2 separate regions of the Homo sapiens genome follow, and region 1 is linked to region 2. Evidence: chromatin loops called from intact Hi-C (ENCODE). Cell type or tissue: heart left ventricle. All regions are shown on one strand. Each heading gives the region's core, and the rest is flanking DNA. Links, peaks and the distances in the headings are about the cores only.

Region 1 (11,219 bases), core at 992-8,991, 52 kb after region 2:
TCAAGATCTGGTAATATTGTAGTGAAACCCAACCAAGTAACTAACTGCGATGGAAAGGTTCGGCCACTGCCAACTGGCCATGAAGAGGGCCCATGTGCAGGCAAGGAGATAGCTTTTTTCTTTTCATTGTATGAAATCGTACACCTCAGGTCATCTGAATGACATTTTTTATGACTGCTGAATATAGAAATGAGGTAATACAGGAGCTTCCCCTGGAGAGCTGAGTTATGGATTATTCTATCCGAGAATTAGGCAGGCCTTTACTTAAAAGCATTGCTCCAGCTTAATGTCAACAAGACTTCATTACTTCTCCTGCTGGTACTAGAAAAATACTGCTACTGCTGAGGGTTTATACACGTTTTTGTTATAGACCCAATTTCCTGGGGTCGATTTGTCTTAGCAGACATTTTAAGTTACAAATGGTATCTACTCTCAATGTACCTAAGTTGTCAGATCAACTAAAATGGTGTTTTACAAAATAGTGCATCATTATTTTTTTAAGTCCATTAAAATAACAATAAAGATTTCACTGAACAGTCCTGGAGCAGGGGCAGTTATGTTCTTCTTAAGTACTAGCTTTTATTTATCAAGTGAGAAGTGTTCTGATATGTGCCCAGCGTGCTAGTCAAAAAAGAGTTGGGCTGAACACAGGTAGCTTGAGCCTGTAATCCCAGCAACTTGGGAGGCTGAAGTAGGAGAATGGCTTGAACCCAGGTGTTCAAGACCAGTGTGAGCCTTATAGATAGATTCCAGTCTCTAAGAGAAAAAAAAAAATGAAAGAAAAATTAACTGGGCATGATGGCATGAGCCTGTAGTCCCAGCTGTTACTGGAGAGGCTGAGATGGGAGGATCATTGACCCCGGCGTTTGAGGCTGCTGGGAGTATGATCATGCCACTGCACTCAGCCACGGCAACAGAGCAAGACCCTGTCTCTAAAAAAAGAAGAAGAACATTTTTTTTAAGGTAGGATTATTTATAGAAAGTTACTAAAAAATTTAGTATCATGATAATTTGTTACATTTAGAGAAGGAATTCTTATGACTCAATTTTGACAATTCATGACATTCAATCAGTAACATTTATTAAAAAAACTAGTATTTTGAGCAAGGAAAAAAATTTCACCAATTTTTTAAAACTGATTCCTTAAGAATTACCGTAACTCTTGCAGTAACGGCATTTGTTTCTAAAAGCAGAAAATCTTTATTTTAGTTAATATAAGTAAAGCAACCACAACAGTAAACTTTGCTTTTAAAATATATTTAATAAAGATTTTCAACATAAGTATCCTTTAGGGTAGAAAACTAAAATCTAGTACAGAAGATATAATTAGGGAATTGATTTTAACAGAGGATCCAAATAAAACTTGGGAATAGAAATAAACAATATTTCCCTTGTTTGAACTGATACCCCAATTATTACAGATTGTTTTCCTGTATGAAAACATTACATGTGCTCCATAAATATATACAACTATTATGTACCCATAATAATTAAAAATAAAATAAATTTAAAAATCATGCACTTCATTGACATGGAGAACACTTAAAATGCCAGGGGCCATTTCAGGGAAATTGGAATTTAGCCATTGGTAAGTTCAGACACGACTATCACATGCATAGCCCTCTGGCAATATTTATTAGCTTAATGAAATTAGACACTTGAGTGTTAGTGAGAAACTTCCTAGTCAAATTATATTATTGTTATGTAAATATATTCTTAATTGGATCCATCTTTTAATAATGAGGTCATTATAATAAAATATCAATATGAGTCAATGATAATTAACCATCTGTATTAAAGTAGAATGGATTGACTTTCATTAGACATCACTTTTTTCACAGGATGTAGTGGGCTAGGAACAGAGGTGACTCTGCCATAATTCTCCAATATTCCTCCCTAACATTGCCCTACCCTTCCTAATGTAGGTTTTATTTCTTCCAGCAATGTTTGCTAGGGTAAGCGTGCAAAATAGGAGCAGCTCTTCATACTTCTGTACAGAAAAGACCAACACACTTCTGAACATTGATGCAGCTCATGAAGAAAAATATATTAAAGTTAGTTCTATAGATGAGGAACTGGCAATTTTCCGTGAGACTCAGAAAAATTCCTAAATTCTAAAAGCTAAAAAAAATATGGAGACAAGATGCAAGGAAGTCTAATCGCAGATTCTTTCTTCCTCTGCTATTCATATTGAATTCTGTACAAGCCATACCAAGGGAATACACACCGTGAATATTAATGGTTATCTTAATAAAAGGTCTAACATTAGTGGTAGCAGCTCTAATAATAGCTGTCTTCTTCAGACCCTAACATACGCCCTGCCTTGCTTAGCTCAATTCCAATAATCACAGCAGCTGTACAAGATGGCCTGAAAATCTTGCAATTTACAGAAGAGGGTAACTGGGACTCACAGACACAAGACCAAACTGTCAAGTTCACAATGTTCCGAGTTGCCTTTCTCGGCCTTTGGAATCTAAAGCTCGTGTTTCTACCACCACAGCATAACTTTTGAAGAAATGAATTCATGTTGTTGTCAATTAAACTGTTTCCATAGTATTTTTTCTTGTTTATTTCCATCTTTTTAATGGCTAATTGTTGAATGCTATCTAGGTAAGCAGTCAAATAATTCAATACAATTTCTTTATTAATACCCACAACTCCATAGGGCCAATTTAGCTAATTTAGTTTTGGGAACACACAAACCAGATTAAATATTTACAATTCAACTAGCATCTTGGTTATTGATTAATAAGTACTACATCACAGACTGCTTATCAAATCACAAGTAGAATAATCTGCATGACTGACATTTGGGACCAGGTAATTTTTTGTTGTTGTTGTGGGAGCTGTCTTGTGTATTGTAGGATGTTTAGCAGGATCCCTGTCTTCAACCAACCAGATGGTAGGAGCACCCAGTATCACCCCAGCTGAGAACATCGGTACTACATATTATAGTCCTGTGACAGGAATATTAGAATTTATAATAGTGTCTTAATTCAGGCTGCTATAATAAAATACCATAGACTGCGTGGCTTCTAAACAACACAAATTTCTTCCTCACAGTTCTGCAGGCTGAAAGTTCATGATTACGCACTGGCAGATTCAGTGTCTGGTGAGGACTGGCTTCCTGATTCACAGACGGTTTCTTTCTGCTGTGGGTCTTTACATGGTGAAGAAGTAAGGATGCTCTCTGGGGCCTCTTTTTATAAGGGCACTAATTCCATTAATGAGGGCTCCATCCTCATGAGTGATCATCTCCCAATGGCCTCACCTGCAAACATTATTACATTGGAGATTAGGTTTCAATACATGAATTTTGGGGGAACGTGTACACTCATTCTAGAATAAACTACTTAGTTTCTCTATCTTCTAGTTAGGACTAGGATTTCCTGGAGTTTGTCATTCTCTCTTTAGTACCTTGCACTGGCAATATTTCTACTGCTGTCACTAAGTTATGCTTACTAAGGTAAAAGTCGGTCTCTCTTTCTTGGTTCTGCTGGTCAAAATGAGTCCATGTTTTTGAAAGGTAGAACTCATTGTTAAGACCGTATCTCATTTATCTTTCTTATCGTCCTAGGTTTAACCCAATACTTTGTAAAGAGTGAATGTTTGATACATTTTTTTGTTGTTGTTAGTGGTGACAAATTTACCTACATAGATGTGTATGATCTGATTGGGAACACTTGAGAAATAAGACATAAACTTTTAAGCAACCAATAAAATCAAGATACAGTTAAAACTGCAAAGTGCTTCTTAAAGAAAAATTACCTCTAAATGTTTTGTGTTTTAAGGAATTGGTGTACTGATCCTTCACATTTTTAAGTGGAAATCTTTTATTCTTGCTTAGAAAACAATAAGTCATAACACAAAGAGAGGACATGATGAAAAATCATATATGACCATGCACAGTCAAATATATATGTTTAAAATACCAATTATCTCACCATTTTTGAAGTCAATGGTTTTCTACTTGAGTCAATAGTTTTCCATTTATTCTCCAATTCTGTTCAATAGTAAACGGCTAAAATGGACCTTATTTGAGTTGCCTGGCAGAGGGACACTCATCTTAAATGTAGATAAGATACTCAATTTTCCATTCTGGGCACTATTATCAAATCTGTATTATTTTTTAAATGTAATTTGAGTTTGCCATGGTTTATGCAGTCTCATTGTCCTTCCTAGCTTCTCTCCATGGATAACCCAACTTCATCTATCATTTCTGCAATCACAAACCAGGCTGCAGCAGCTACTTCTAAGCATACCACTTTCACTTTTCACACTTCTCTTGGAGTTGCCTATAGCTGATATGTGTAACTAACTACTTAACTTCCATTTCTAGACATGGAAATTAGCTTCTGGACTGGATCCAAGTGAGTCAAATTATTTTTTAGACCCTCATTAAGACTGAGTTGAATGAGATTAACAAGAAAAAAGTTTACTAGTTTTTTCTTTCATCCTAATGAAAATTTTTTTGTAAGTATAAAAATGGTGAACAATACCAGTTGGAATAAAACTTGAAATGTCATCTGTAGGTTGATGGAAAACTCACAGCAAATTTATAAATGTAGTTGTAATTATATAATTAAGTAGTTATGCTTTGCACTAAAGATCAATCTCTTGATCATTTTTTTGAGATTACCATGAGCTATTTTACATTTTACAACTCAATAATAAAGATGAAGTAGCTAAAGAATACACATTATATCTTATCTTGAAACAGGGAGACTGTTTCTACTTATCAGAACTAGAAGTTCACGGCCTAAAGAAAATATTTATGTGCTAAGCACACACAGAGAGAGATACCCAAATTTAATTTAAATACTTGGCAAATACCAAGAATCACTGTCTGATAGACACTTCATAGGTTTCACAGTCTGCTCAATGTCTTTCTTCTATATTTTCAGATTGAGCCCAGCAAAAAAAGTTTCCAATAGGCATATACAGTATTCTACAATATTTTTTCATTTATTAAAAATAGCAGGGAATATCTGGGAACTGTCTCATGGTAGCAAATTCTTGCTGATATTGAGGGGGGAAAATCCATTTTTGGTTTTGTGGTTTGCAAAAAGAAAAAAAAGACATAATTTGATTTAACATACTTATTGTATCTATGCCCTTATTTTATTTTATTTTTTGCCTTACGAATTTTTTTCTATATAGTTTCTCTTTCTCCCATAAATGAAACAAAGTTGGCATCACTAAACATTTTAAATAACTGGAAAAATCACAATTTAGGTATGGTTACAATCATGTTTTAGAGGTTTTCCAAATATTATACCTAAAAATGATATTTAGATTAGATTTTATCTGTTTTAAAAATGAAATTACAATATAGCACCTACGTTTAAATGCTTAAGCCCACCAACATGGTCATATGTATGGTGCAGGTTAATATTTTTTTATGTGTACCTCAGAATATAATTCCTCCTGTCATCTCTATGCACATACCTGAACTGCTAGCAAATGGGTCATTTATTAGGAAATGTGTAACACTGCAGTTTTTTTTAAATATATATAGGTTAGCCTTATATATATTGGTCATGAAAAACTGGTACAGGTTGAACACTAATACCTCACATGTGCGCCATGGACTATTAAACATCAAAACATCCAGCAAGGCTGGTGTTTGTTGGCTGGGCACGTGATCTTCTCTTGCACATTCCTGAGGGAGCCCGAATCGATCTCACTGTGATGACAAAGGATTAAAGACAGCTTTAGATTTAAGCTTGGAGTGATACTTTTCTCCATTTATTGACAAATCCTTTGAGCAGTTTTTAGATCTCTTGGTCTTAACATTTTGACACAAAATATTCTATTGTTTTATTTTTAGCCTTTCAAATTATTTGCATTCAAGATGACCCTGAGATTGTGAAGCAAGTCGATAAAACACAGAGACTATTGTTGACTATTTACATATGGAAACCAAGAGAGATGTTTTCCATTTTATACAACCAAAACGAAAGATGAAGAGATTTAAATCTTTGGAAAAATACTCAACGCAGAGGCATAGCTAAGGTTAACAGCTTGGGAAATATGACAGGGGTAGGGTCTGGGGAAGTATCGAACAGAAAAAAAAAAAAGAACCACAATATAAAGAATATATAGATAATGTCAAAAAAATTTTAAAATATATGCCATGGTTAAGGCAGTGACATTTTCTTAAATGTTATCTCTCATGTTTAGGGGAGTATTTATCATGTTGCTGAAAGGTGAACAAAAGGGTATATCAAGATTTTAACAACACAGAAAATGATATTTGTTTTGGTTTCAAAGTTACTCAAACCCCCAAATTTTACTTTTTGAAATCTAAAAAGATCTCTTGAAAAAAAAACAGAATTATATATTTTTTATTTCAAGTTCATTGAAATAGTTTCTTTAGGCATTAGTTGTCTTTAAAATAAAACAAACAAACAAAAGCAAAACCAAACAAACTCTAAGAATTTTGAAAGTGTAGTAAAGTGAGAGATTGGGCTTTAAAAATCAAATTAATTGCTACCTTAATGAGATAATAGGAAAGAGTTTAGCAAGCAAGCAGAAATGCTCTAAGGTTGCATTCATCCAATAATGTTTTCGTATTATGGTAGCAGTAACTTTAAATACATTTCAAGACTGTTAAAATGTAGGGTTTTAAATGTTACCAAATGGTAAAAAGTAGAAGTTTAGAATTTTACTGATCAAATACTTTTTGAAATGGAAAATATTGTAGAAATCAGTCTTACGGTCTCAGTTGGGAAGGGAAGACTTCTAAGTGTTTCCTCAGGGCTTCTATATCATTAGTAAAATTTAGAGGTTTAAAAATCAACCACATGCCCTGGCCGGGCTCCTTCTTTTACACAAAAGAGTTTCCACCTGCCCTCCACTTGTTTCCAGCCATGAAAGTCTAGACAAAGACTGTTTCATTCCATGTATTCTGGATTTTTCACATTTTCAATATTCAAGAGACAGAATCTTAAAATATATCATTAAGAATGATTGCCTGGAGGTTGCCATCAACTTAGGCTGAAGCTATTTAGTAGTTTGAGGTCTTTAAAATGAACACTATGAACAACAAAAAGCAGTGTTAAAAATGTCTTTGAAATCTATACCAAATAAATATTTTGATAAGCTTTCTAGGAAATTACCCAAAGGGAATAATATATACTTATTTTTTAGTTAAACTTAAAGCCTTAATGACCCCTCAAAATGAAAACTTAAAACTCTGCCCCTAACGTTTCACCTTACTCGATTAAGTTCATACGACAGGACTCGAAATATTCTAAGACTGAGCTGAGTGCAGTGGCTCACGCCTGTAGAGAGCTTGGGTCTGTTGGCAGGTGGGGGAGGAAAAACTAGGTATGATCACCTGCATTTCTAGCTATTAGGGAGCAGGTGGCAGGATCCCTGGAGTTTAGGATTTACAGGCTCCAGTGAGCTATGATAGCGCCAGTGTTCTCCAGCCAGGGCAACAGAGAGAGAACCTGTCTTTAAAGAAGGAAAAGAGAAAGAAGAAAATAAGTATTCTAAGACTAAATTACCTGAAATTGAATACCATTTTGTCTTATAAACATTGTTTTTAAAATAATTATAAAGTATAAATGCCATAGATAATGATGTAAAATAAAGGGTTAACGGTGGATTATCTATATACACAAACGTACGTCCCTTAAAAAAAGTGTAAAGACAAAGGAAAAAGATAAAACAGTATGAGAGTAATTTGATCTAGTTGAAAGATGACCAGCAATGACATTAAGTCACAAAGGAATTGAACTTGAAGGAAACAATATACATTTCTTAACAATTAGCAATTAAAGCACACAATAAAAGTGGCATCACTTTATCATCTTTCATTGTATGAAAACACTAATACCAAACATTAAGGAGTCACATAAACTATTAATAATGCACTTAAAAGAACTGAAGTGGGAGCATAAACAAAGATATCTATGGCAGCTCATTCCCGGGTGCTGGCTGATGCCTCTCATAGGGTCTACTGAAATCAATTTTAGAAAGAAATTCTTTGCTCTCTAGTATAATACATGTACTTAACCACAGGAAACCTTTTAAATAAACAGGGTGCTTATGTGTCATTATTCACACTGTGTAGCCACAATCCAGCATCAGAGAAAAGCAAAGAGCTGACAAGACATACTTATATAAAAAGAATGATATCTTGTGATGGAAGACATGATATATTCTCAAAATACATATACACCAGCTTTAAATGGGAGGCCAAGATAACGGAAAGAAAGAATGAGGTTTCGATTGAGGATGCTTAGATAAGAAAAGCGCAGAGCCCCCTTTCCTGGGTCAAGTTGCTTTTCAGTGCCAGCTCACCTTTGTCAACTTCCTAGGTCAAATGTCATGGGAAAGGAAAATAATGATCCAAATCAGTAACTTTAAATGATAGAATAAATAGAGAAAACAATTGGCTGAGAGAAAGCTGACTCGATTGTAACGTTTAGCTACTAGAGAAGATGAAAGTTCAAAGAACTTAACATGAAGTGTAAGGAGATAATAAGTTTTGCTCATTGTTAATTTGTCTCATGATTCTGTCAATGCGTACTGGTCACGTGACTTTCACAAGGAAAATGCATTATTCACCACAGCAGATCATCTTCCTCATTAAAAACCAAAGGTACAATGTGGGTTACTGTGACTTTTAGAACTTCTAAGGGCCTATACTAGAGAACTTCATAGTCAAGTTTTCTAGATCAAGTAAATAAATACATATGCATATATATATATGTTCATATTGTATACACCAAGTAAAAAAATTCATACATATGTATTCACATTCTCCTTTATATAAATTAAATATGTTCATGTATATATACATATACATCTTTGCCTTTAAATATTATTTGTGTTATTATTTTAAATACCTTTGGCATAAACTTTTGTTCAACCTTACTATTTTAAAATGAAACTACACACCCCCATCCTGGTACTTACTTTGCATTATTTTTTTCTATATTTTCTCATTAAGAAAACATGGAGAAAGAGAAGAAGGAGTCTCCCTAACTTTCCATTTTCAGGCTAATTAAATTATAGACCAGTGGGATAGCATAGAGAGCCCAGAAATAAATCCACGTGCTATTCATTTTTGACAAAGGTGCTGAGGATATACAGTGGGGACAGGACAGTCTGTAATAAATGGTGCTGGGAAAACTGGATATTCATATGCAGAAAAGTGAAACTGGATTCCCATCTTTCACCATATACAAAAAATGATTCAAAATAGATGAAAGGCTTAAATGGAAGACCTGAAACTACGAAACTACTAGAAGAAAACACTGGGGAAATGTTATGGGACACTGGTTTTGGCAAGATTTTCTGGGATAAGACATCAACAGCACAGGCAACGATTGTAAAATACACAAATTGGATTACATCAATCCAAAAAGCTTCTGCATGGCAAAGGACACAACAAAGAGACAACTCACAGAATGGGAGAAAATGTTTGTGAACTGTTTTATTTAACAAGGGATTTATAAGCAGAATGCATAAGGAATTCAAAGTGCTCAGCAGCAAAAAACAATCTAATTACAAAGTGGGCAAAAGACCTGAATAGACATTTCTCAAAAGAAGACATACAAATGGCCAACAGCTAGATGAAAAATTGCTCATTATCACCGAGTCATGGAAATGCAAACCACAACCACAGTGAGATACCATCTCACGCCAGTTAGAATGACTAGTATCAAAAAGACAAAAAATGAATACTGGTGAGGATCCTAAGAAAGGGGAACCCTTTTACACAGTTGGTGGAAATGTGAAGTACTGCAGCCATCAGGAAAAGCAGTATGGAGGTTCCTCAAAAAAAACAAAAAATAAATCTAACATAATTCATCAATCCCACTGTTGTGTATAAATTCTGAAGAAAGGAAATTAGTATTTTGAAGAGATGTATGTACTCTCTTGCAGCATTGTTCACAACTGTCAAGATATGGAATCAACCTAACTGTTCATCAATGAATCAATGGATAAAGAAAATGTGTACATATACACAATGGAATATTATTCAGCCATGAAAAGAATAAAATTCTGTCATTTGTAGCAACATGGATGAAACTGTAGGTCACTGTGCTAAGTGAAATAAGCCAGGCACAGAAAGATGAGTATCACATGTTCTCATTCTCATGTGGGTGCTAAAAAAGTGGATTTCATTGTGTTAGTCCGTTTTCACACTTCTGATAAAGACATACCCAAGACTGGGCAGTTTACGAAAGAAAGAGGTCTAATGGACTCACAATTCCACGTGGCTGGGGAGGCCTCACAATCACGGCGGAAGGTGAAAGACACCTCTTACGTGGCGGCAGACAAGAGAAGAGTGACAGCCAAGCAAAAGGGGTTTCCCCTTATAAAACCGTCAGATCTCACGAGCCTTATTCACTACCGCTGGAACAGTATGGGGGAAACCACGCCCATGATTGAATTAGCTCCCACTGAGTCCCTCCAACAACACGAGGGGATTATGGTAACTATAATTCCACATAAGATTTGGGTGGGGACATAACCATATCGCTCAGGAAGGTAGAGAGTCAAATGGTGGTTAGCAAGGGCTGAGAAAGGAATGAGGAGGGGGAGACGAAGATAAGTTGGTTAAGGGGTACAAAAATACAGGAAGATAGAAGGAACAAGACTCAGTATTTGCTAGTAGGTAGGGAAATTATAGTTTACAATAATTTATTGTATATTTCAAAACTCCGAAAAGAATTAAAGAATTAAAATGTTCTTAGCACTAATAAAAATGTTTGAAGTGATGCATAGTCCAATTACCTTGATTTGATTGTTACACAGTGCATACAAATATCGAAATATCACATGTATCCTCAAAATATACACAACTATTGTATATCAATTTAAAAACACTGAAAAGTAAGTCTCTGTCTCAAAAAATAAATAAAATGAAATATATAATAGGTAGTATTGTAGCATGCAGTTCACTGAGTTATTTTGTCCAAAGACAGTAAGATTTTGTTTAGACCATATGAATGATACTCTCAATTTTATAAACTAGACTTTTAAAATATAAATCACAATGCTTAAAAAATGTATTTGTGGCTTTCTGAACAGCCTCTATAATACTTAGGCATATATGCTCTCTCTATGGAGGAAAATATTACATCAAATAGCATTTTTTTAAAGAGGGACAAGAAAGTGTGTTTTAGACATCTGTTTTTATAAGTTAAATCACTCACCTAACCTTGATGGATCCACTCTTAAGGATCAAACTCTTC
Region 2 (11,219 bases), core at 1,006-9,005:
GTCATCCAGATTCCTTATCAAACTTTCAAGGTTCACTGCAATTCAATCTCTAGCTGCCTTTGAATCTTCGCCAACAATTCTAATGGACCAACTGCTAATATCACTTATTAGACCATTTTTATGTGCCAATCACTTAGGTAAATAAATATGTTCATTGTTTAGATGTATTTATGTATAGATACATATGCTGTATATACAATATAGATATTGTATATATTTGTGTACGTGTGTGTATATAAAACTGAGGTTTAGAAAACAAATAATTTTACCTAATGACACAAAATCACTGATTGTAAAGTGTAAGTTGATTTCAACTGAAAGGTGTTGCCATTTCTATTAAAGAAGTGAAACATTACCTGCCTCTTTATACCATCTCATGTGTTTATTCACCCCAAATACATTTTCAGCACTTCCTTTCTTCTTCCCTCATTCTCTGTTTCTGACTTCTCTCCATCCCCCTTCCTTCTTTTCTTCCGTTTCTTTGTTTTTGAGAAATTACCGTTATAATTCTGAGCATTGGACTCAATCTAGAGGAGCAATTGACATATAAAAATATTATATATGTATGTGCATATGGGTGTGTATATAATGCACTTATTGACCAGCGAAGTTCAGTGCAGGTGCTGGGAGTTTTACAGGAAAGATAAAACTTGACAGCAGTTAATTGCTGTACACTATCTGTTGCACAAGGAACTTGCATACTATGTTAACATAGTATGCAAAGATTTTATACCCTGAACAGGTAGACATAGATTGATTGATTGATTTATATAGATTACGTAGATGTGCATTAAGCATTAGTTATACCCATATACTTAGGTATATATCAGATATATGTTATACATAGTTATGTATACATTTCTATTATATTATATATAATCTATATTGTATTATAATTATATTTTATGTTGATATGGTTTGGCTGTGTCCCCACCCAAATCTCATCTTGAATTGTAGCTTCCATAATTCCCATGTGTTATGGGAGGGACCCAGCGGAAGGTAATTGAATCATGGGGGTGGTTTCCCCCATACTGTTCTCATGGTAGTGAATAAGTCTCAAGAGATTGGGTGGCTTTATAAGGAGAAAACCCTTCCTCTTGGCTGTCATTCTCTCTCTTGCCAGCTGCCAAAATAAGACATGCCTTCCACCTTCTACCATGATTGTGAGGCCTCCCCAGCCACATAGAAATGTAAGTTCATTAAACCTCTTTTTCTTCATAAATTCCCCAGTTTCAGGTATGTCTTTATCAGCAATGTGAAAATGGTCTAATACAGTAAATTGGTACCTGGAGAGCTGGGTGCTGCTGTAAAGATACCCCAAAATGTGGAAGTAACTTTGGAATGGGTAACAGGCAGAGGTTGGTACAGTTTGGAGAGCTAAGAAGAGGATAGAAAGATGTGAGAAAGTTTGGAACTTCCTAGAGACTTGTTGAATGGCTTTGACCAAAATGCTGATAGTGATATGGACAATGAAATCCAGGCTGAGGTGGTCTCAGATGGAGATGAGAAACTTATTGGGAACTGGAGTAAAGGTGACTCTTGCTATGTTTTAGCAAAGAAACTGGCGGCATTTCACCCCTGCCCTAGGGATTTGTGGAACTTTGAACTTGAGAGAGATTATTTAGGATATCTGGCGGAAGAAATTTCTAAGCAGCACAGCATTCAAGATATGATTTAGGTGATGCTAAAAGCATTTGGTTTTAAAAGGAAAACAGCATAAAAATTCAGAAAATTTGCAGCCTGATGATGTGATAGAAAAGGAAAATCTATTTTCTGAGGAGAAATTCAAGCCCGCTGAAGTAATGTGCATAAGTAATGAGGAGCTGAATGTCAATCCCCAAGACAATGGGAAAAGTGTCTCCAGGACATGTCAGAGATGTTTGCAGCAGTGCCTCCCATCACAGACCCAGAGGCCTAGGAGGAAGAAATGGTCTCATGGGCTGGGCCTAGGGACCCCTGCCATGTGCAGCCTAGGGACTTGGTGCCCTGCATCCCAGCCACTCTAGCCATGGCTAAAAGGGGCCAAGGTACAGCTCAGGTTGTGGCTTCAGAGGGTGGAAGCCCCAAGCCTTGGCAGCTTCCACATGGTGTTGAGCCTGCGAGTGCACAGAAGTGAAGAGTTAAGGTTTGGGAACCTCTGCCTAGATTACAGAGGAAGTATGAAAATGCCTGGATGTCCAGTCAGAAGTTTCCTGCAGGGACAGGGCCCTCATGGAGAACCTTTGCCAGGGCAGTGTGGAAGGGAAATATGGGGTTGGAGCCTCACACAGAGTCCCCACTGGGGCATTGCCTAGTGGAGCTGTGAAAAGAGGGTCACTGTACTCCAGACCCCAGAATAGTAGATCCATCAACAGCTTTCACAGTGCACCTGGAAAAGCCACAGACACCCAGTGCTAGCTAGCCCATGAAGGCAGCTGGGCACAGGGGCTGTACCCTGTAAAGCCACAGGGTCGGAGCTGCCCAAGACAATGTGAGCCCACCTCTCACAACAGCGTGACCTGGATGTGATACATGGAGTCAAAAGAGATCATTTCAGAGCTTTAAGATTTGGCTGTCCTGCTGGAGTTCAGACTTGCATGGGCCTTGTAGCTCTTTTGTTTTGGGCAATTTCTCCCATTTGGAACGGCTGTATTTATCCAATGCCCATACCCCCATTGTATCTAGGAAGTAACTAAGTGGCTTTTGATTTTATAGGCTCAAAGATAAAAGGGATTTGCCTTGTCTTGGATGAGACTTTGAACTTTGAGTTAATGCTGAAATGCGTTAAGACTTCGGGGTACTGTTGGGAAGGCATGATTGGGTTTGAAATGTGAGGACTTGAGATTTGGGAGGGGGCAGGAGTGGAATTATATGGTTTAACTGTTTCCCCACCCAATCTTATCTTGAATTGTAGCTTCCATAATCCCCACAAGTTGTGGGAGGAACCCAGTGGAAGGTAATTGAATCACAGGGATGTTTTCTCCCATACTTTTCTCGTGGTAGTGAATAAATCTCATGAGATCTGATGGTTTTATAAGAGGAAAACCCTTTTGCTTGGCTCTCATTCTCTCTCTTGCCTGCTGCCATGTGAGATGTACCTTTAACTTTCCACCATGATTGTGAGGCCTCCCCAGCCATATAAAACTGTGAGTCCCTTAAAGCTCTCTTTCTTTATAAATTACCCAGTTTGGGGTATGTATTTTTCAGCTACATGAAAACGGGCTAATACATAATTATATAATGATTCATGAAAAGCATATAATTTATCATATATTGTATTACACACCTAGTTCAAATGTAATATAACATATATTGCATATAATGAAAGTTGTATTATATGCTGTATTCTATAGAGCCTATATAACATATATCATAAAAGTTGTGTTATATGCTATATACTAAATAGCCTACATAATGTATGAAATATATAATATATTAGAGTATTCACTAGGACTAGATGGTGAGATCTTGACTCACATGCCAAAGTGTTGGTTCCTCACCCCAAATGTGATGCACAGCCATAGCTGCAATACAGCCCCCTCCTCTGTCATGTTCCTGCATCATGACCTGCTGTAAGCTTCTGTGGTTGTCATTGTATTGCACCACAATAAGTCAATTGCCTTTTAATTCACTATATTTTCTTTGCTTTATTTTCTTTAAATTTGGCTTATGTATCCCTTGCCTCGTGAATTCAATTATGATTTCCTTAAGTGCAGGTGCTATCTGTGTTTTGTATATTTCAGAGCACCTAGATACTTTAAAATAGTAGTAATTATATTTTTAACTTTTAGTTTCAGGGGTACATGTGCAGGTTTGTTTAATAGAAAAATTACATGTTGTGGGGGATTTGGCGTACATATTATTTCATCACCCAGGTAATAAGCATAGTATCTAATAGGTTATTTTTCGGTCTTCACCCTCCTCCCACCCTCCGCCCTCAAGTATGCCATGGTGTCTATTGGTCCCTTCTTTGTGTCCATGTGTACTCAATGTTCAGCTCCCACTTGTAAATGAGAACATGCAGTGTTCGGTTTTCTGTTACTGCATTAGTATTCTTAGAATAATGTTGTCCAGCTCTATCCATGTTGCTGCAAAGAACATAATATCGTTAATTTTTATGGTCACAGAGTATCCCATGGTGTATATGTATGAAATTTTCTTTATCCAGTCTACTATTTATGGGCATTTACGTTGATTCCATGTCTTTGCTATTATGAACAGTGTGGTGAAGAACATATGCATGTGCCTTTATGTTATATACTACATTTCTGTGGGTATATGCCCAATAAAGGGATTGCTGGGTTGAGTGGTAGTTCTCTTTTAAGTTCTTTGAGAAATCTCCAAACTGCTTTCCACAGTGGCTGAACTAATTTATATTCCCACCAGCGGTATATAAGCATTCTCTTTAATCTGTAGCTTCACCAGTATCTGTTTTTTTTTTTTTTTTTTTGACTTTTTGATATAGCCATTGTGACCAGTGTGCATATCTATGATTTTTATTTGCATTTCTATAATGATTAGTGATGTTAAGCATTTTTTAATATGCTTGTTGGCTGCATATATATTGTATTAGCCCATTCTCACACTGCTACCTAAGACTGGGTAATTTATGAAGAAAAGAGGTTTAATTGACTCACAGTTCTGCAGGCTGTACGGGACGCATGGCTGAGAAGCCTCAGAAACTTACTATCATGGCGGAAGGAGAAGGGGAAGCAAACATGCCTTACCATGGCCGAGCAGGAAGAAGAGAGAGTGAAAGGGGAAGTGCTGCACACTTTAAAACAACCAGATCTTGTGAGCACTCGTTCACTATTACAAGAACAGCAAAGGGGAAGTCTTCTCCCATGATTCAATCACCTCCCACCAGGCTCCTCACTTAACATGTGAGTTGGGTTTGGTGCTCACTTGGGTTTGGGGTAGCTGCTCTGCTGCCTTAAGCCGGGGGCTCAGCCTTGTGAAGAGTAGTGGGTGGGGGAAGAAAGACTATTCTCTGCTCTGCATGGCAGCTGTGGAGTGCTGGAGGTGCCAGCGATGCAACCAAGCCCTTTGTTCTTTCCCCAGCCCGAAGGCAGGAAGGGTAATACCACTGCAGCTGCAATGGGAGAGGGCTGTTGGTTGTCTGTGGAATTTCCTCCCCAGAGTAACACGGAGCCACCACCGACTGAAGGGTTCAGTCAGGGACAGGATGGTTGGGCTGGGGACCAGGTTGAGAGTCCCTGCCTAGTGAGGAGTAACAGGGGCAGGGACCTATGTGGAAAACACTGTGGCCACTATTGTGTAAGGCAGCTGCACAGTGCTGGAGGCCTGTGTTAGTCCTTAAGCTCTTCCTCCCTCCTTAGCCTGAGGGCAGCAGAGGCAGGAGCTGCAGAACATAACAATGGTGGGCCTCCCTGCCGCCTCTGGGAGCTCCATCTCAGGGAAGTGCAGAGCTGCTGCCAGCCCGAGAGCTCGGGTGGGTCTGGGGTGGCTTAGGTCCCTGGTTGGGAGGCCCTACCCAGTGAGAAGTAGCAGGGGAAAGGACCCATGTGGAAAACAGTCTGGCAGCTTTTGCATAAAACAGCTGTGCTGTGCTGGGGTCTGAATTAGTCCTTAATCACTTCACTGTCTCCCAAGCCTGAGGGCAGCAGGTGTGGTGGTGGGGGGGTTGTTGGGGGGTGCTGTAGAGCAGCAAAACTGGTGGGCCCGTGTGCGAGTGCTGGGAGCTCCATCCCAGGGAAGTACAGGGCTGCTACTGGCCCAAGAGCTCAGGCAGGGCTGGGTTGGCCATGCTAGGGTCCCAGGCCACTTGGCTTTGTCCTGTACTGTGCAGTACAGGCAAGGCCTGCAGTCCATCTGCTCTTCAGCCCCATAGATTCAGCTCCTATTCTGACAGCGTGTAAGGGAGTCTGGCCTCCCCTGTTGCCAGCGCTTCAGTTGCTGGTGCTGGGGTGTCCAGCTGTCCAAGTTCCCTAAGGCTAGGCATGTGCCTGCACAGTGGCTCTGCCCAGACTCCATGTCACTCTCTGTGTCAGTCTGGAAGCCCTGGTGGGGATGGGAAGGGATGATCACAGGGAATTGCCTGAGCCCAGAGTTGCAAAGGTCTGTGGCAAAAGTGTGGTCCTCGGGGGCTTTCATTCACTCACCGTTCCACACAGTGGGGAGCCTCCTCTTTAGTCCCAATCCTGTCTGGTCTTGCTCTTCTTTGTTCTCTGTGGGTCACATTGTTTCCTGGATGCATCCCAAAGTGTCCTCCTGGACCATCCAGGTCAGGAGCTAATGTATACTCACCACTGTTTCTCCTCCCCATGAGAATGGCAGACATCAGCTTCTAGTCAGCCATCATGGCACTAGAAAATATTTCCTGGCTTCCAGGGATCCTGCTGCCTTAGTTATGGATGGATCTCCCAATACCTTCCAGTCCCAGAATCACAGAGTCTGCAGTAGAGTCACCTAGGGTCTCCAGGAGCAGAGGGCACGGAGCGGTGAAGACAGGATGTGGAGCTCTGTCTGAAGAAAGAGACAAAGGCCCTGCCAGATCCCAGTAATTATTTTTTAATGTAATTTTATCATAATACTTTTTCTAATTTGTTCTACTTTATTTGTATATAAAATGTACTTAAAATGCTATTTTTCATTAATAAAATCATAAAATGTTTTATGTATTACCAAAATTTATATTCCAATTTTTCAAATTGGGAATAATGTCCTTGAATTTTTACCATTTAAGTCTAGCAAAGTTTTATATCATTATTGTATGAATATACACTATATAAATAACATAAACATATTATATATAAGTATATTGCATGTATGTACATGTAAATATATCGATCTAGTATATATGTAGATTTATTGAATATGTGCATATGCATTTGTGTATGTGTGTAATGGTTACGGGGATTACCAGGTTCAAGATCTATGATATAGTAAATATCAGTATGTAAATTTTTAAGAGTCTTACTATACCCGTTCATAGTATTTACACACATACACATGCACACAGCCTGCAAGAAGAGGTGCTAATCATCTTAAAGCATATTGCAGCATTTTTCAAACCAGACTCATACATTATTATCTCCGCTTCCTGATTTAAAGCCTGGCTTACAATTTTATGTATCACACATCTATTTGGATCATAATATATAGAAGACTGTTTTATGAAATGATGTTTATAAACTCTTTGGGTATGAACTTATAATTACGTCCAGATATCAAGTATTTTGACCGAAAATATAACTCCTTTGGTGGAATCTAATCAAATTGGTCCAATTAATGACTCAGTACTTCGTACTTTTTAGATGTTTAAGTGTTCGTTAGCACAAGTTAAATTTTTAAATATAATTTTTTCACACAGAAGTGTTCCTTTTTAACTAATATTTTGTACTGAGTTTTGGGATATTGTTAAATGGATTTTGTTAAAATTTCTTTGTCACTGTTTTTCAAAAACAAATGTCTCCCAGACATTCTATGTTCATGGATTGAACGACTTAACATTGTTAAGATGTCAATACTACCTACCGGTATCTGTAGATTTCATCCAATCCCTTTCAAATTTCCAATGGCATTTTTTACAGAAATAGATAAATCCATTCCCAAATATGTATAGAATCTCAAGAAATCCCAAATAGCAAAAACAATTCTGAAAAGGAAAACATAGCTGAAAAACTCACACTTTCTGATTTAAAAATGTACTAGTCTTACAACAATCAAAACAGTGTGGTACTGACCTAAAGACAGAGACCAGTGGAAAGAAATAGAGAGTCCAGAAGTAAATCCTCAAAAATATGTGCAGGTGATTTTTAATAAGGGTGTTAAAACTATTCAATGGGGGAAAAAAGTCTTTTTTAAAAAATGGTGCTAGGAAAACTAAATATCCACATGCAAAAGAATCAAGTTGGACCCTTACCTAATACTATGTAAAACATGATGTAGTATTTAAATAAAAATGAATTCAGTATCTAAACAGAGACCAGAAATTATAAAACTCTTAAAACAAAACACAGGACAAAACTTCACAATATTGAGCTAGCAATAAGTTCTTGGCTAGGACACCAAAGACACAGGCAACAAAGTAAAAAATAGACAAAATGCATTTTATAGAAAGTAAAAGAAAATAAAAATAGATCTTCAAAGGACACAGTCAACAGAATCAAAATGCAGCTCACAGAATAGGAGAAAATATTTGCACATCATATATCTAATGAGGGATTAATATTCAGAATATAAAGAGAACTCCTAAAGCAACAACAGCAAAACACACAACCCAACTTAAAAACAGGCAGACAGCACAATTTAAAAAAAAAGACTTAAATAGAGATTTCCCCAAAGAAGATATACAAATGGCCAATAAGCCCATGAAAGGATGTTCATCTCTAGTCATTAGGGAAATGCAAATCAAAACTATCATGAAATACCAATTCCCACTCTTAAATACCATTTCAGGCAAAATTGGTCATCTTACTGCTTTAAGTGCATTTATCTGATGCTAACATTATTCTTTTTAAGAGACAAATATCTTTATCAAATAATATATAAAATGTTTCATTTCTTCTATCACTGAAGATGTTTGCATACAATGCAAAATAAATAAATGCTGGCCTCTTGCAAGTATGAAAGGAACTCAGTATACAGCACGTGCTGTTGGTAGAACACCCCTGGCTTTCGCTATTTTGTCATGAACTCTGCTAAGAACCACTTACCCTAGTCAAGGTCTCAGATTGCTCCTGTAGTTTGGCAGAGAGTCCAATTGATGGTGTAAGTTGAAGAGCTCTTCTAATACACACTTTCTTTGTTTGTGGTTCTAAAAAGAGTTGAGCTCAGTACGGAAAGCTCATTACATTCACTATAAACAAGCAGCCTTGTTCTAAGATATTCCTGCTGGGTAATCATCATTGTGAATATATGTACATCTAAGTTCTTGGTTAGCTTTTTTTCCACACCCACCCCCTCCCCAAGGGGTGCCATTTGGTATGTATTAAAATTCTGTCTTCTTGAACATTATTGACAGTCAGTTATAATGATTTCACCAGAGGTGATATGTGCCTTATTCAAAAATAAAAATCTTAAATTCCAAGAACTTCAATGATACTAAGGGGTCCGGCATTCCCAGTGAATCAAAAAATTTGGTTTTCAGATATTAAGTAAGTATGGAAAACTCACATATGCTTAGAAGTTATGGCACAGATTGAAAATAAGGAAAAAAATTGGAGGGCTAGGGGCAGTGGCTCATGCCTGTAATCCCAGAGCTTCAGGAGGCTGAGGCAGGAGGACTGCTTGAGACCAGAAGTTTGAGACCAGCCAGGCAACACAGTGAGACCATGTCTCTATAAGAAATAAACCAAAGTAGCCAGATATGGTGGCCTGGGTGTGCTGTAGTCCTAGCTACTAGATTGCAGTGAGCCCTGGAGTTCAAGGTTACCGTGAGCTGTGATCATGCCACTGCACTCCAGTCTGGGAGACAGAGGGAGACTCTGCCTCAAAAGAAAAAAAGAAAAAAAAAAGATTGGAAATATAGGTAGAACTCACTTGCTTATGGAACTGTATTATCCAATTATAGGGTGGTTAACAATATGTGGCCCTCAAGTGTCTGTATACACATATACATATGTGTCTAATGTTGCATATATTATTGCTAACATATTATACTACACAGTATATATCTAGAAGTTACATGATATTATAACTATAAATAAAATGTCAAATCTAAATTTTATTTTCAGACTATCTTAATAAGTTTAGCATTTGGGAACATATTAGAATCATCTCCGTATGTGAGAAATGGGGAGTAAAGTTTTCAGCACAGCATACATTAGCTCAGGATGAAAATCTTACCTGATTGCAAGTGATTGTCAGAGATTAATATGTTTTAAGTTTCACAGGGAGGACACCCCAATAATCACAGATGCTTCTTGGACAGTTCAGCCATGTCTTAAAGTGACGTGCAGAGCTCTCTGAGTTCAAATCTATAAAAATGTTCTCTTGTCTTATCTAGTTCAGTCTATACTTTTGTACAGATCTAAGGTATTTATTTTTTTGTCGTTAATGTAATAATGTATATTATGCTGAAATAATACCTAAGTAGGTTATAGATACTGAACACTTAACAAAGTGACAAAGTGTTTACTTATTATGAATTTTGTTATTTGTGTTTTTTTGAACTAGTCTATCTATTTTTAAAAGCACAGATGTCCAAACATTATAGTTAGTTGTTTAAATACCTTGTATCTCATTTGATTGTAAGCAAAGCAGGGCTATGAATGAAAGAGAAATACTTAAATTTGATTGCATTAGAATATTTAACTGCATAAATTATTCCAAAAATATAAAGTCTTGTGACTTAAAGGTTTGGAACAAAACAAAATTGTGATGATTATTAATAATGTATATTGACTTGTGCCCTAGTTATTTTTTATCAAGTTAAAGGTTAATTTACAATTCTTTCATTACTAAACTATTAATTGAAATTCTGTCTCAGTATGGGCTCGAGATGTTCAATAAAAGAGAGATAAGTGAAACTTTCTTTGATTACGGAAGCTCATCCAATATTTGCAAATGCCAAATTTTATAATAGATTTAGGCACCAAAGGAACTTATGCTTTTCTCCAGGAAAAAAAAAAAAGAAATAATCAATCACCACCATGATGTCATGATGTATACATCAGTTTTGAGGCAAGTTACAATCCCCACTTTCACTCCCAAACACCCCATTGCAATAACTGCGCAAGTAAGAGTCCTCAATTCTGAAGCCTGGGTGGTCAGCCTGGTGAGTTTGGAGGTTCTAAGTAGTTTCTGATGATCAGGAAGTGAGGAAGCAGAGAGAAACAAAGCAGGACAGAGGGAAATGGGAGATACATACATCTCTCACGATGTGAGCCCAAGTTTGCAGAATGAGAGGTAAAGGTTAACTACCTAAGCTGATTCCCCACAGGCTGGCCTCCCGGGATTGGCCTCCTCTAATCCTCTGAGCAAACTGGCTTTGGTCAAGTGCTAATGACAATCATCCATCGTGGTCAATTGCAGAACTTAGACCCCAGTCTCACCTCAATTCATTAGTCTGTGGAAGAGCCTGTGTTTTCTGAACCAGGAATGCTGATGTGGCAAATACTGCCAGTAGCTTGCCCCATTGTGCAATTGCAACAATTCATGGACGCCTGTACTGAATCATGCCAGTGGAGGGGCTGGAGTCCCCTCTAATGAACACAGAGCAGGAGACAAGGGACTGCTCCGTCATCCTGCTATTGTGCCTTGCTCCCAGACACATC

What was found. Hi-C counts contacts between places; a loop is a spot of excess contacts. Peaks named below come from ENCODE experiments on the same cell type or tissue, not always from the same donor. Only the 100,000 strongest peaks of a DNase experiment are listed, where the experiment ranks them.
Region 1: it touches region 2 in a loop (10-fold over the local background); 2 of 110 quality-filtered maps call a loop at or near these places.

Annotation. Positions count from the first base shown.
Region 1 is chr13:105,319,878-105,331,096 of GRCh38, forward strand. No RefSeq gene overlaps it. Among named protein-coding and RNA genes, the nearest start is that of DAOA, 140 kb to the right of the region's middle. In heart left ventricle, for the core only: no CTCF peak of the experiment used is centred there; no DNase peak of the experiment used is centred there.
Region 2 is chr13:105,268,104-105,279,322 of GRCh38, forward strand. No RefSeq gene overlaps it. Among named protein-coding and RNA genes, the nearest start is that of DAOA, 190 kb to the right of the region's middle. RefSeq lists a silencer at 6,258-6,435 and enhancers at 10,538-11,038, 11,039-11,219. In heart left ventricle, for the core only: no CTCF peak of the experiment used is centred there; a DNase peak (open chromatin) is centred at 5,428.